Regions from separate parts of the Homo sapiens genome. Here regions 1 and 2 are each linked to region 3. The links are chromatin contacts, found by Hi-C or POLR2A ChIA-PET in ENCODE. All regions are on one chromosome and are shown on one strand. The core of a region is the stretch at or near the end of the contact, and the rest is flanking DNA. Distances in the headings are between cores, read along the strand shown.

What was found. Hi-C counts contacts between places; a loop is a spot of excess contacts on that map. ChIA-PET counts read pairs that join two places held with the same protein, here RNA polymerase II (POLR2A). Pooled maps may share reads with other maps.
Region 1: POLR2A ChIA-PET joins it to region 3 with 10 read pairs in Panc1. The contact joins the enhancer-like site here to the promoter of MZB1 in region 3. POLR2A ChIA-PET finds 5 or more read pairs at or near these places in 3 of 52 experiments (Panc1, WTC11 and activated CD4-positive, alpha-beta T cell).
Region 2: a loop to region 3 is called in a map with no recorded cell type, with 8 times the contacts of the local background. The contact joins the enhancer-like site here to the promoter of MZB1 in region 3. A Hi-C loop is called at or near these places in 12 of 37 single-sample maps with no recorded cell type and 4 of 50 pooled maps. POLR2A ChIA-PET finds 5 or more read pairs at or near these places in 1 of 52 experiments (PC-9).

The regions. Positions count from the first base shown.
Region 1 is chr5:138,898,089-138,902,851 of GRCh38, forward strand. The region is part of intron 9 of CTNNA1 (catenin alpha 1); the gene reads left to right. Among named protein-coding and RNA genes, the nearest start is that of LRRTM2, 25 kb to the left of the region's middle. Within about 2 kb of position 2,668, at least 4 of the 41 ENCODE cell types and tissues checked have a DNase peak (open chromatin) inside an H3K27ac peak, as active enhancers do.
Region 2 is chr5:139,089,951-139,094,224 of GRCh38, forward strand. All of the region lies in intron 3 of SIL1 (SIL1 nucleotide exchange factor), which reads right to left. Among named protein-coding and RNA genes, the nearest start is that of SIL1, 110 kb to the right of the region's middle. Within about 2 kb of position 2,106, at least 4 of the 41 ENCODE cell types and tissues checked have a DNase peak (open chromatin) inside an H3K27ac peak, as active enhancers do.
Region 3 is chr5:139,388,027-139,392,465 of GRCh38, forward strand. It overlaps MZB1 (marginal zone B and B1 cell specific protein), which reads right to left and starts at 1,887. Exons shown (of 4, transcript NM_016459.4): 1 at 1,654-1,887; 2 at 435-559; 3 at 1-105. The coding sequence starts at 1,830. It overlaps PROB1 (proline rich basic protein 1), which reads right to left. Exons shown (of 1, transcript NM_001161546.2): 1 at 2,566-4,439. The coding sequence ends at 4,008. RefSeq lists enhancers at 1-3, 24-571, 572-1,119, 1,120-1,667, 1,644-2,053 and 1 more and silencers at 3,024-3,073, 4,344-4,439.

The sequences.
Region 1 (4,763 bases), core at 1,418-3,917, 490 kb before region 3:
TGCTGTCTTTGTGATAGTGAGTTCTTATGAGATCTGGTCATTTAAAAGTGTGTGGCACCTTCCTCCCCCACCCCCCCCCACCCCTTCTCTTGCTCTTCGTCTTACCGTGTGATATGTCTGCTCCCACCTTTGCCTTGCACCATGATTGGAAATTTCCTGAGGCCTCCTCAGAAGCAGGTGCTACTATGCTTTCTGTACAGCCTGCAGAACTGTGAGCCAATTAAACCTCTTTTCTTATAAATTACCCAATCCCAGATATTTCTTTATAGCAATGCAAGAATGGCCTAATACAGCCTTCTTGTTTCCTCATCAGTAGAGCTGATGGATTAATGTTTAGAGAGTACCTTTGCTAGCTTTACTTATAAATTATTCACACACTTAGGTAGACTAGAAGTAGAGAACTTTAAAAGTGGTTCATATAATACCATGTGAATGGAAATGATTACAAGATCATCTGAGTGGTGATCTGCACCACTGCACTCCAGCCTGTGTGACAGAGTGAGACCCTGTCTTAAAAAAAAAAAAAAAAGTTATCCTAAAGCTTTACTACGACATGTCTAAGTGTGGATTTCTTTTTATTTGCCCCATTTGGAATTTGTCTTCCCAAGTCTGAAAATGATATTTCATCCCTTCTGAAAAACATTCAGCCATTATCTCTTTCAGCATTGTCTTTCCCATCATTCTCTCTGTTCTTTCTTTGAAATTCTTGGTAGTTAAATAGTAGACTTTCTCAGTTTATCTTGCATGTCTCTTAAATTCTTTTGTGGTTTCCACATTTTCCATAAGATGAAAATATCTTGGTTTTTCTAAAGAATTTCCTCATTTTGACTTTCTAGGTTACTAATTCTCTTTTCAGTAGAGTTTAAGTCAATATCACTTTAAATTTCTAGAAGTGGTAGAAATTACTACTTTTTTCTTGAACTTCTATTTTGATCCTTTTCAAATCTGCCTAATTATTTTTGAGTGTCTTTTTCCTTATCTGTACTCTTCTGTTAACATAAATATATTTTTTAAATTGCATTTTCGATCATTTGAGTATTGCGTTATTATGGATCTGATTACACAGGTGGTGGTTTTGCTTATTCTTGCCCAAGACGGCTCATTTCCTTGTATACTTTTGTTTTTGTTTTTGTTTTTTTAATTTGTGAGTTCACATTCCTGGAGTTTTATTGTGGGAATTCTTTGAAGCCTGTGTTTAGCTTACCTTCCATGAGGTAAAATTTTCATTTATATTTGCTTCTGCCACCTGCTTAGAGGTACTACTAATACATAACCTCTTAAATGTAAAAGTTTTCTGAACCATATACATAACATAATTTCTATACCTAAACCTCTGCCAGCTTTTGATTAGAATTTGGAGTGGGGTATAGGGGCTTTTTCTTCTTTTCCTCCCTGAGCGAATGCTTAGACTGAGAAATACCCTCTTTCCATGGTGACTTTCTTGATCACTCTTAGGGTTGGTCACTTACTAGGGTTGTTGCCTTTTGCCTGTTCCAGCTCTGCGCAGTCTCTGATCTGAGTCATCTACCTTGAGAGGACCCTGGCCTTGGCCCATTAAAACCCAAGTTCTCATCATGAAATGGTGCCTCCCTGCAAAACCCCCCACCACCCACCAGAGGAAACACTGTTTTGGCTGATTGCTTACTTCTCTGAAGTTCTCCTTTCTCTTTTCTAGCCTCTGACAATTTCTCTTAATTTTTCACCTGCCTAGCTCTGCATTAAAAATTGAAAAAGCATTATTAAAGCATAATCTGTATACCATAAAATTAACCATTTTAAGTGTACAATTCAGATTTTGGTAAGTTTACAGAACTGTGCACCCATCACCACAATCTAGTTGTAGAATTTTTCTATTATCCATGCATACTTCATTTTTCAGTATTGTAAGATATCTTATTTCTCCTAATAAGATCACCAACACCTTTCCCTGGAAATTGGAAAGGTAGGGGCTTATCATCATTTCCCCTGTGGGTTTGGAAGTAGTTGTTAAAAACTTATTGAGTGCCTCTGAAATGTTATGACCTGCATTTGGGACTTTTACTTTATGTACGACAAGTTTGTAAAAGTTGAGTTTTTGATTTTATTGTTATTTTTGACTTTTAGACATTCAGATCATTTTAAAGAAGAAAACTCGGGTGCTAGCTTGGCCCAGGGGCACAGGGGAAGAGATGAATGTTTTGAACTCTGTTCCTTTGGGCTGCTGCTGCGTTGGTGGGTCATTATTTAGACTTAAAAGCTCCCTGTCCCACATCTCTTCTCACTTGCTTACTCCTACAACAGGTATAAACTGTTATGAGAGTCAGTCATTAATTTATTATCAAGAACAAAAAGAAATCTTATCTTGTCTTCCTACAAACATTCCAGGATAAGAGGAACTCAGCCAAATAGGAAGCCAGGAGCAGTTAAGGAAGTGGGAAACAACTTGTGTTCGACTTCAGTAAATCATAAATCTATGTATAATAGAGAAAAATAGTCATTATGGTTACAGAAGGAGCAGGATTGAAATAAAGTCATAATGGGATTTTTTCCTAAATGAAACTTCATTTAACAAATTTTATGTAAGTAAAGATCATCCATCGTGGAGTAAAGGTAGAGCCTTCCTAAAAGACTGAAAAAGTTGTCTGTCATGTACAGATGTCTAATCTGTTGATCTGACACAGGGGGGCTGTGAGTCATTTCCTCAACAGCTCAGATTTGAGCTTGGGTTTTCCTGAAACCAGCAAAACCCAAGGCCGATTGTTTAAATGTTTTCTGAAACCTGCTCTTCCGCAAGGTCCAAACTTCCACACAGTAGGCACAGATGGTACAAAAGAGGGCTGCCTGATCTCAAACTAGTGGTTGTGGTGTCAGTCTTAGCCTACCTCTTCGAATAGTGGGAATCAGAGACATTTTAGTTGTTAATACAAGTAACTGTGGTAGGAAAGATAATAATTTATTCTCCTAACAAATCCAGAGATACTTCTCACTGTTCTACGAAGTCTTGGCTCTGCTGGGTTCTCTGTGGAAGTTAACTGCTCCAAGTGTTTTTCTTTTCTCTTCTCTTCTCTTCCGCTCCCCTCCCCTCCCCTCTTTTCTCTTTTCTCTTTTTTGAGAGAGTCTCGCTCTGTTGTCCAGGCTGGAGTGCAGTGGCGCCATCTCAGCTCACTTCAACCTCCACCTCCTGAGTTCAAGCAATTCTCATGCCTCAGCCTCCCAAGCAGCTGGGATTACAGGGGCGTGCCACCACGCTGGGCCAATTTTTGTATTTTTAGTAGAGGTGAGGTTTCACTATGTGGCCAGGGGTGGGTCTCCCAACTCCTGGCCTCAAGCAGTCCGCCCACCTCGGCCTCCCAAACTGCTGGTATTACAAGCATGAGCCACCACACCCAGCCTCTTTCTTTTTTTGGGACATGGTCTTGCAGTCATGGCTTGCTGCAGCCTCGACCTTCTGGGCTCAAGCTATTCTCCCAACTCAGCCTTCCAATTAGCTGGGACTATAGGTGCGTGCCACCACACCCAGCCAATGAAAAATTTTTTAATGTATAGAGATGGGGTCTTGCTATGTAGCCCAGGCTGGTCACAAACTCCTAGCCTCAAGTGATCCTCTTGCCTTGGACTGGAAGCCACTGCACCCAGCTCAGAGTGTTTCTCATTCTAACCTCAGGATCTTCTTTAGTCTCATTGTTAATAGTTACGTCATTCTAGAGCCCCAGATTTTCCACAGAAAGAGGCATTTAGGAAGCTCCTCTCCTCGCCCTCTCCTTTCACTGTAGTCAGGCCTGACACTAGTATGTGAGGTTAGCCTCTCAGAGAGCTATGGTCATGATGTTGCATTTGCACATTTGTCATTGTTAGAAGTGAGTAGCCCTGTCCCTGGGGGGTGAATTGAAGCTCATTCATCTGGAGAAGACTGTTAGTGACAGGCACTCCTTCCTCCTCCCAGGCCTCCTGAAATAGGCAGTGTGCTCTTGTAGAACATTACTGCTTCAACAGTACACCAGAAATATTTTAAAGTAATGTTTTAAAATAAAGAACAAGTCTTCCATAACCTTTGTTTTGTTAGTGTTTGTAATCATGAAACAGAAAAGATGGTTTAACAGCCATTTCAGCCTTAGCCACACACTACCCTCATGTGTCTGATGTAGAGAGTACTTACGTAATCTTTTGCTTCTTTTTTAAAAATCTTTTGCTTCTTAATTTAAATATTTTTCTGAGTTTTAAGGATTCATAAGATTGAGAATATAGATTGAAATAAGATTGTGCTAGTAGTGACTGTCCTGGATCCAGCATTCAAGTGGCCTCCTAAATGATTGGAATAGGCAGGGTGCTGGGCACCTCACCAGGGATCTTTGTTTTTTGTTTTTGTTTTTGAGACGGAGTCTCGCTCTGTCGCCCAGGCTGGAGTGCAGTGGCGTGATCTCGGCTCACTGCAAGCTCCGCCTCTCAGGTTCACGCCATTCTCCTGCCTCAGCCTCCCGAGTAGCTGGGACTACAGGCGCCTGCCACCACGCCCGGCTAATTTTTTTGTATTTTAGTAGAGACGGGGTTTCACCGTGTTAGCCAGGATGGTCTCGATCTCCTGACCTCATGATCCGCCCGCCTCGGCCTCCCAAAGTGCTGGGATTACAGGCATGAGCCACCGTGCCCGGTACACCAGCGATCTTTGTTAGTCACAAAATGCTAATTTTTTCAATGATCATCATCAGATTTTATGTTTGTTGTTCAAAATGTCGTCTTAAGGCAGTGAAGCAATAGAAGTTGTAGATTACTCTTCATGAACACAT
Region 2 (4,274 bases), core at 856-3,355, 300 kb before region 3:
TATTATATAAATTTAACCTCAATGTAAGAAAAAGAATAAAGAAAAACTTCCCTAGACCTCTTCTGGGTAGCATCTTTTCTCATCTCCTTTCATTTTTCTTATACTGATAACTTCTCAAGGAATGTCTAGACCTCCTTACCCGCCATTCACTCCAAAGCCCACTCCACACCACTCCACTCTCACCCAGTGACAACCACTGATGCTTCTCACTCCTCCCCTCCTGAGATTTCTTGGCAGCACATGACACAGGAGGCCAGTTCCTCAGTCCTAAAGTAAGTATTCTGCCCTGACTTCCTTGAGACTGAATACCTGATGAGTTCCTGCCACTACAGCCTCTCCTTTGCCAGCTCACCCTCTTCTACCTGACTGTTAAGAGTTGAAACTTCTCAGGATGCTCTTGATTCTCTTCTGGGGCTCATCAGTTCTCATGTCTCCAACTGCCATCTAGATACACATACACACAAACAGGAGCGCACAGAAATAAAACTAGAATGACCTACTGGATAATAAAACATATTGCAAAACCTCTACAATTAAAATGGTTTGATACTGGTGCATGAATAGACAGAATTACCAATGAAGCAGAAAAGAACATTCAAAAACAGACCCAACTGCACACAGAAATTTAATATACAGTAAGAGCAGCATCTCAAATCTATAGGGAAAGCACTTTCTTTTTTAGACAGGGTCTCGCTCTGTCGGCCAGGCTGGAGTGCAGTAGTATGATCACTGCAACCTCAAACTCTTGGGCCCAAGCGATTCTCCCACCTCAGCTTCTGGAGTAGCTAGGACTACAGGCACGCACCACTACACCTGGCTAATTTTTTTTCTTTTTTGTAGAGACAGGATCTCTCTCTGTTGCCCAGACTGGTCTCAAATACCTGGCTTCAATCCATCTGCCCACCTCAGCCTCCCAAAGGGCCGGGATTGTAACAGGAGTGAGCCACTGCACCTGGCCAAGTCAAACTTTTTAATAAGCAGTGTTGGGATAACTCAACAGACATACTGAAAAAGGTAAAAATTAACCCCATGTCTTATGCCTACATGTCAAGATAAATTCCAAACAAATTAAATCTTTAAATATACAAAATGAAAACATATAAGTACCAAAAGAAAGCATAGGTCAACTACTCTATAATCTGGGAGTAGTAAATAATAACTTTCCTAATTATAAGTTGGTGGCAACAACTTGTTGAAAGTAAATAACTTTCCTAATTATAATTCAAAATCCAAAAGAAATCACAAAAATATTAATTTGATTATGCAAAAATAAAAAGTTTTATAAAAAATAAAAATGCATGGAAAAATATCATAAGCAAAAAAGACAAATGTCAAACTAGGTAAAGTATCTGCAATTTAATATCATAGAGTGTTAATATCCCCAATATATAAAAAACTTTTAAAAAATAAGGAGAAAAAGACCAAAAACACAATAGAAAAAAAAGACTACAGATATAAACAGGCAGGTCACAGAAAAAGAAATACAATGCTATTTGACTCTATGAAAAGATGTTCAACTTTGCTCATCACATGACAAAGATAAAATAAAACTACAGTAGAAAACTGCTTTCCACCTATTAGGTTGTAAGTACTTTGCAGGCGAGACTAGGGAAATGAAATTTGCATATACAGCCCCTATAAAGGGGAATTTGACAACATCTAATAAAATTATAACTGCATTTACCCTCTGACCCAGAAGTCTGACTTCTAGGAAGTGACTGCAAAGATATGTTGGCAATAACCTGGATGAGCCTGGAAGTAGATTCTTTTCCAGAGCCACCAGAAAGGGACACAGGCTGGCCAACACCCTGGTTTCAGGCTGTGAGACCCTGAACAGAAGACTCGGCTAACCAGGACCTAGATTTCTGACCTACATCAACTATGAAATAATAAATGAGACGGTGTTTGAAGCCACTAAGTTGGTGGCAATTTGTTTCACAGCTGTAATTTGCAATACAGCCCTGCAGATGGGGGAAAGGGTTCACACCAAGGCTGGAAATGGGAGTAAGTGGACTGTGTGAGATCTTAGGCCATCTAGTTTGGCTGAAACAGCAGACAGGCAGAGCTAAGGACTTAGAATAGCTGAGGTTCTTGAGGCCAGCCCTCCTTGCCTGACCATCCAACGGGAGTATGGGAGCAGGAGGTGAAGAAAAAGGTCAAGGAGGGGAAACCCCTGGCAGGCTGCATCGCTGGTACTGATAAAAAGCATATGATCACTAAGACTTCAGATTTACCCTAAAGAATCTATAAGTACTTCTGTTTCTTCTACTTTCCCTTCTCCCTCTAGGCCTCCCCTCCCTTCTTTCTTGGACACTCAGACTTTAAACTGGATGACCTTGAAAAAGGTAGGAAAAAAATTTTAACAAAAAGGGAGCCCATTATTTGGTAGAAATTTCTCCTTTGTAAGTTTTCCTTTTATATAAGTCTATTTCTGTAGATAAATTGAACCCAACTGTGATATTTAAATCGTTTTAAGAAAGTACATTCTGTTTTACTTGCAAAAAGAGGGGACCCTTGGCCTCTTCCTTGAGACAGGCGAAATGGAAGGGGATGCAAGATACCCTGCTTATTTATCTCCAAAAGAAATCTATAGCCCCAAGCCCAGCCCAATTTTTGTGCCCAGCAGGAACAGGCCTTTGTTCAGAGAACACCACAGGTATGATGGGCACCACACCAAAAACAGAAAGCAGAACCGCTACATCTTTGGGCTCAAGACAACGGGAACATGAAAACAACAGGAGATGGAGAGTGCCAGGCACAAGGGAAATACCTTTTATCTTACATTTTGTTGCTCCTAATGACCTTGTTCAGGCCTCAAATCAGTATGACTTCATTCTTTGGGAAGTATATTCTATGGAAGCTTTAAAATATATTATGAGGTTGCTATGGTTTAAATGTGGCCTCCAAAGTTCATGTGTTGGAAACTTAATCCTGAATGTGACAATGTTGAAAGAGGTGATTAGGTCATGAGGGCTTTGCCCTCATGAATGATTAATGTCACTATCACAGGAGTGGGTAAGTTTTCGCAAGAGTAGTTTATTAAAAAAGCAAGTCCAGCTGGGTGCAGTGGTGTGCCCCTATAGTCCTAGCTTCCCAACTACATGGAAGGCTGAAACGCGAGGACTTGCTTGAGCCCAGGAGTCCAGCCCAGGCAACATAGCAACACTCCGTCTCTTTTGTTCCCCCCCACAAAAGGCAAGTTCAGCCCCATTCTGCTCTCTCTCCAGCACCTGCTCTGTCACCACATGATGCCTTTGGCCACGTATGCCACAGCAACTAGGCCCACAACAGATGCAGCTCCTCAAACTTGGATATCCCAGTCTCTAGAATTGTAAGAAATAAATCTATGCTCTTTAGAAATTACCCAGTCTCAATTATTCTGTTACAGCAGCATAAAATGTACTAAGACAGAGATAAATCAAGTTCTAACACAGGGAGACAGGTGTTATTGAACAGGTGCCGTCCACAATCCTTCAGAGCGCAGTTAGCTCCATCTCTCTTCCCACACTAACCCAGTCCGTGTGTGTGAAAAGGTAATAACCTGACACAATCTCCATACCCTGGCCATTGCGCTGAGGATAGAAGAGATTGGTTCTTCTCCGTGATGGTTAATGGAGGTCTTCAAAACTCTTTCAATCCCTTACCCATTACATTTTTCTAAGGTACTTTTAAATCCTTTCAACTCTGTATCTACAACACACTGTGTGAGGTAAATTTTCTTTCATTTGTCCCAAATTTAATTCCCTTGGGATCACATGATGTCAGGCTCTACTGAACAGGATTTGTTGAACCAGTCCACATTCCCACTATCTTTACCCTATAAATTTTCAGTGCATGGCAAAGAGAAGCTCAATACATACTGTGAGTAGATGAATTTTCCTTCTCTGGCTTTACTCCACATCAAAAAGTCCCATGCTTTCCCCCACTGTCTTCAAATCCACACATACTCCACATCTGTCATGGGCTGAACTAGAATCAGAAATAAGTGTTCCTCCTCTCAGGAAGCCAGTCCTGGATCATGTTTCAGGTTTAAACATGAAATGGGGAGGGTATCATCATAAACCAGCCCTCACCTGCAGCGGAAACAATTTCTGCCAGGAAAGTAGTAAATGAAGCTATTTATTTGCTCTTCCTGCTGATGGAGTGAACACATCGTGTTTCTGTACAACCCACCTCCAACCTGACTCTCATTTCCATGCTGAGCAAAAGTGGAAAAGAAACAATAGGAATCATGTCCCCATTGGAATGGGAAACCACTGGAAATCTCAAAAGAG
Region 3 (4,439 bases), core at 637-3,136:
GGCCAGGGGCCCCCTGTGACCATCACGCTGATGCTTGGCTCTGGCCCCTCGCTAAGTCCTGGGCCTGTGAGACGTTTCACTTGGTCCACTTCTCGAACTCCGTAGCTGGTGGCAGTGGAGAGGAGAGGAGTACAGTTTTGGCAGGAGCCCAGCCAGGGAGAGACCCATCTCCACAGCAAGCTGGACATGCTGGGCATTTGTGGAATTCAGAGAGGGAAAGCCCCTGGCCCAAGGTCACAAGGTGACCTTGTCCACTGGCCCTCTGCTCTCCCACTTGCTCTCAGCTCCAGAGCCCAGACTTCATCCCAGCCAGCCCCTCCCTTGGACCAGAGTCCTAGAGGAGTGTGTGTGTTGTGTGAGCGGCTGAGTGGGAATCTCCACCCACCAGGCCTGCCCTTGGAGGAGGGAGGTGGGGGGCAGGATTGGCAACTCACTCCTGCCAGTTCCGGGAGCAGCTCCGGTCCAGGACATCCGTGTAGACCAACTCGCTCAGCTCCCGCCGCCCCCCAGAGTTTGAGGTATGAAGTTTGGTCTCTGCCTTTGCCAGATTTTGCCACATCTGGAACAAGGAGGGACTGGGAGGCAGGGCCTCAGGACTGCTGCTCAGTTAGGGGGAGGTGGGGAGGATAGGAGCAGAGTCTCTGGGGAAAATAAAGTGGCAAGAGAGCCGTTTGAGCAGGAAGCACCTGTGAGGCTGTTGCATGGCCCCTCCCCCAGCCCCCAAAGCTCTCTGGGATGGGGATGGGGGATGGGAAAGAAATGCTGAAGTGGTAGGTGAGGCCTGGGCACTGGGGTCCCTCGTCCAGGGCACACCTGCCCAGTGGCAAGTGTCATTTTATTTTTATTTATTTATTTATTTAGAGAGAGTCTCACGCCGTTCGTCGCCCAGGCTGGAGTGCAGTGGTACGATCTCAGCTCACTGCAGCCTCCACCTCCCAGGTTCAAGTGATTCTTCTCCCTCAGCCTCCCAGGTAGCTGGGACTACAGGTATGTGCCACCACACCCGGCTAAAATTTTGTATTTTCAGTAGTGACGGGGTTTCACCATGTTGGCCAGGCTGGTCTCGAACTCCTGAGTTCAGGCGATCGGCCCCGCTCAGCCTCCCAAAGTGCTGGGATTACAGGCGTGAGCCACCGCGCCCGGCCGGCACGTGCCATTTTAAACCACAAGAGCAAGGTAAGAAAAACTGGAGCCCAATATTCAATCACACAAGTACTCCCAGGCCCCCACCTCACAGAGACACTGGCACGCAGGCATGCTCAGCAGGTGTGTGTGTGAAGCCAGACACACGCATACTCACGTGCAGGCGCTCACACGTGTGCACTTGCACCATGTACACATAGCCAAAGCCGCCCCGTCAGGGTTGGGGAGGGAGTCCGGACTCAAGGATGGGCCTGGAAAGGGAGAAGTCTAAGGACAAGTGAGTGATTCCCTGGGGTCTCAAAATACTGAGGAGGTCTCCCAGATTGTCTGCTGTTAGGCAGGCAGATGGGTAAACTGAGGCATGGAATATATGAAAGGCTGCATCTGTGGCTTGATGCCCAGTGGTAGGGATTGGGGATCAAAGGCCGGTGGTGGAATGTGAGGTGGGTGGAGGGGTCTGGCTTGAGAAGGGGTGTGAGCAGGGCAGGGTGACAGTGGTGAAGGACTCACCTGGTAAGCCACAGCTCTGCAGGCATCACAGCGCAGGTGAGCGGGCATGTGGGCTGAGTACATCTCCTCATCATCCAGTTGTGGGGCTGTGGCTGTGAGTGGCGCCCTGTCCCCGAGGCCCCCTGGGATGGCCCAGGCTCCCAGCAGCAGCAGCAGCAGTGGCAGTGACAGCCTCATGGCCCCAGGAGCCAGTTCAGCAAGTGTAGTCTGTGGTTGAGGTGCAGATGTGTGTGTGCTTGTGTGGTGTGGGGACCGCCACAGAACACCTGGCCTAGACCAATGGGGAACTGACACCTCACCCCTCCCATCCTCCTCCCACTCCCTCCTCCAGGGCCCCGAAGATGCCACGTGGGCATTGTCCTCTAGCTGGACCCTGGCTCCAGCCATCTCAGCTCCATTTCACAGATAGGGAGCACTGAGGCAAGGAGAGGGGCTGGGCCTAGGCAGGAACACATAGGGGCCGATACTGCCCACATCCTGTGATCTGGCCAAGTGGCAGGCACTGTGCTGAGTGCCTTGTGGGAAGAGTTGGTTGGCTGCCGTCATCTTTTTTTGTTTCATTGACCTTTCTGAGAAATGAGACTGTCATGTTTATTCTGCCTCTTCCGACACAAAGGCTCAGAGAGAGGTGACAAATCCAAGGCCACATAGCTAGAGGGGCCATGCTGAGAAACCCAAGCCTGATTGACCCCAAGGCTCCCTGGCCACTCAACCACCAGAAGGAATGAGGTGTGGCTGCCAGCCTCCTGGGAGGCAAGTTCAGGGAGACAGGGATGCTACAGTGTTTCCAAGACACACATGGTCTCCTTCCCTAGCCCTGAGGTCCCCTCCACCCAGGCCATACCCAGGCGTGGAAGGGCACTGTGGAGGGTGTTGAGAGGCTGTGGCAGGAAATCAGGCACCTCACACCAGTTATTTCAGCCATGATGGCTCCATGGTCAGTGATTTATTACACACCAGGATGAGGTAAAGACACCTGGGGTGGCCCCAGGGCCCTCCATGCCATCGGAGCTGGCATCTCCAGCTAGAAAATGGCCAGTTGTTCTGATTCGTAGCTCTCCTAGTCAGCTTCCAGTCCAGGGCAGAGGGCAGGGACTGCTAGGGACCTGGGCCCCCTGACAGGCCTGGAACAACGAAGGCATCCATCCCCATCCCTGCCACTGCTTCTCATGGAAACTGTCCTTCCCAAACTCATCACATCACACACCAGGCTGGCAAGGGCCAGCCATTTCCGGTTCAGAACTATATACAGACCCCCACGCACACCACCTCCCACCTCATGCAGACCCCCCTCATCTCCCTCAGAGGCTCCTGGAATCTCAGGGCAACTGAAGTGCAGGCTCTGGGCCCTGTCCCTTGCTGTGACTGGTCTGTAGGGCCAGCCCCTCTCTGGCCATTGTTGCCACATCTGTTACTGGGGAGTGGAACCTGCCAAGAGCTTCAGATCCCTCTGGATACTCCACCAGGGGTATCGCTTCTACTGCTGGCCCTAACCCACCTTCTGGCCACACAGAGGGGTCAAGAGGCTCCTGTGGGACAAGAGCCCAACCCTCCCTCTTCTCAGAGCTTCCTGATGACCATTTCACCTACTCCCGATGTAGGGGGTGGGGGACTGAAGCCCCACCCCTGGCCCAAAAATGAGTCAGCTCAGCTCTGAGGGCCAGGCTCCCCATCTTCCCACCCCAAGTTCCAGGCTAACCCCCAACCCAGGCCCTCCCTGTATTCCTTGCTTTGCCTCCACCTGCTGTCCCCCGCCTTAGCTCTTTCTCGGAGCCAGCCTGGCCTGGGCTGTACTGGCCACTTTCCCCCCAGTAACCTCCAGGGCCAAAGCTCAGCTCCTCTTCCTAAGAGCAGACTCGACAGCCAGAGTCCTTCCTGCCACCTCACCAGGGGCACTGGCCAGCCTCACCTCAGCTGGGCCCACCATCAGGGAGGGCAGACAGTTCCCCGCCCTGTCTCCTGCTGCTCCCGTTCCTGCTGCCCCACGGCAGCCACAGCACCTCCTCTGATCGGCTCCTGGGGACAAGCCCAGGGATGCCTCACTTTCCCTATTTGCTTGCCCGCATATACACATATACACACACCCACACACCACACCACACCACGCCCTGGGAATGCCTGGGAAAGGGATACATAATTTTGTTGGGGGAGGAAGTAGGCAGCCACTTCCTGGGTGACTCCAGCTCCACCAGCCTCGGGGCTCAGATTCATTCTCTGAAGATCACTTCCTGTCCGACGACTGACTGGGATGGGTTAAAGACAGAGGCGACGGAAGGAGAGGAGGGTAGGGGCTTGGATGCCAGAACCTCCCAGGCATCCAAGGGCTCCAACTCCATGGGGATCGGCCCGGGGCCTCACAGCGGGAACAATGAACCCTTGCCGGGCTGGGTGGGACCTGAGCTGGAGGGCGGCGCACAGAGGAGCAGAGGAGGTGCGGGGTTGGGGGTCCCGCTCACCGGCAGGTAGTAGGTCCCGTCCAGGGGCCCTGCCTCAGAGACCCAGGGTAGCTGGGGGCTGCCGAGGGCCTGCGGGCCCGGGGACGGTGGCAGAGAGAGGCTGGGTATAGGCCCATAGGCGGGCGGGTAGAGGCCGAGCCCCAGGGCCAGAGGGGTGTAGACGCGGTGGGGCGGCCCGGGAGACGAGGGCGGCAGCAACACCTCCACGTACTGCCCACTCTCAGGGTCGAAGAGCACCCGCAGCCGAGGCTGCCGCGGCGCCTCCACAAAGTAGTAGCGGCCGCTCTCGGGGTCCACCAAGACCTTCCCCAGGGGCGCGGCCCCGGGCTG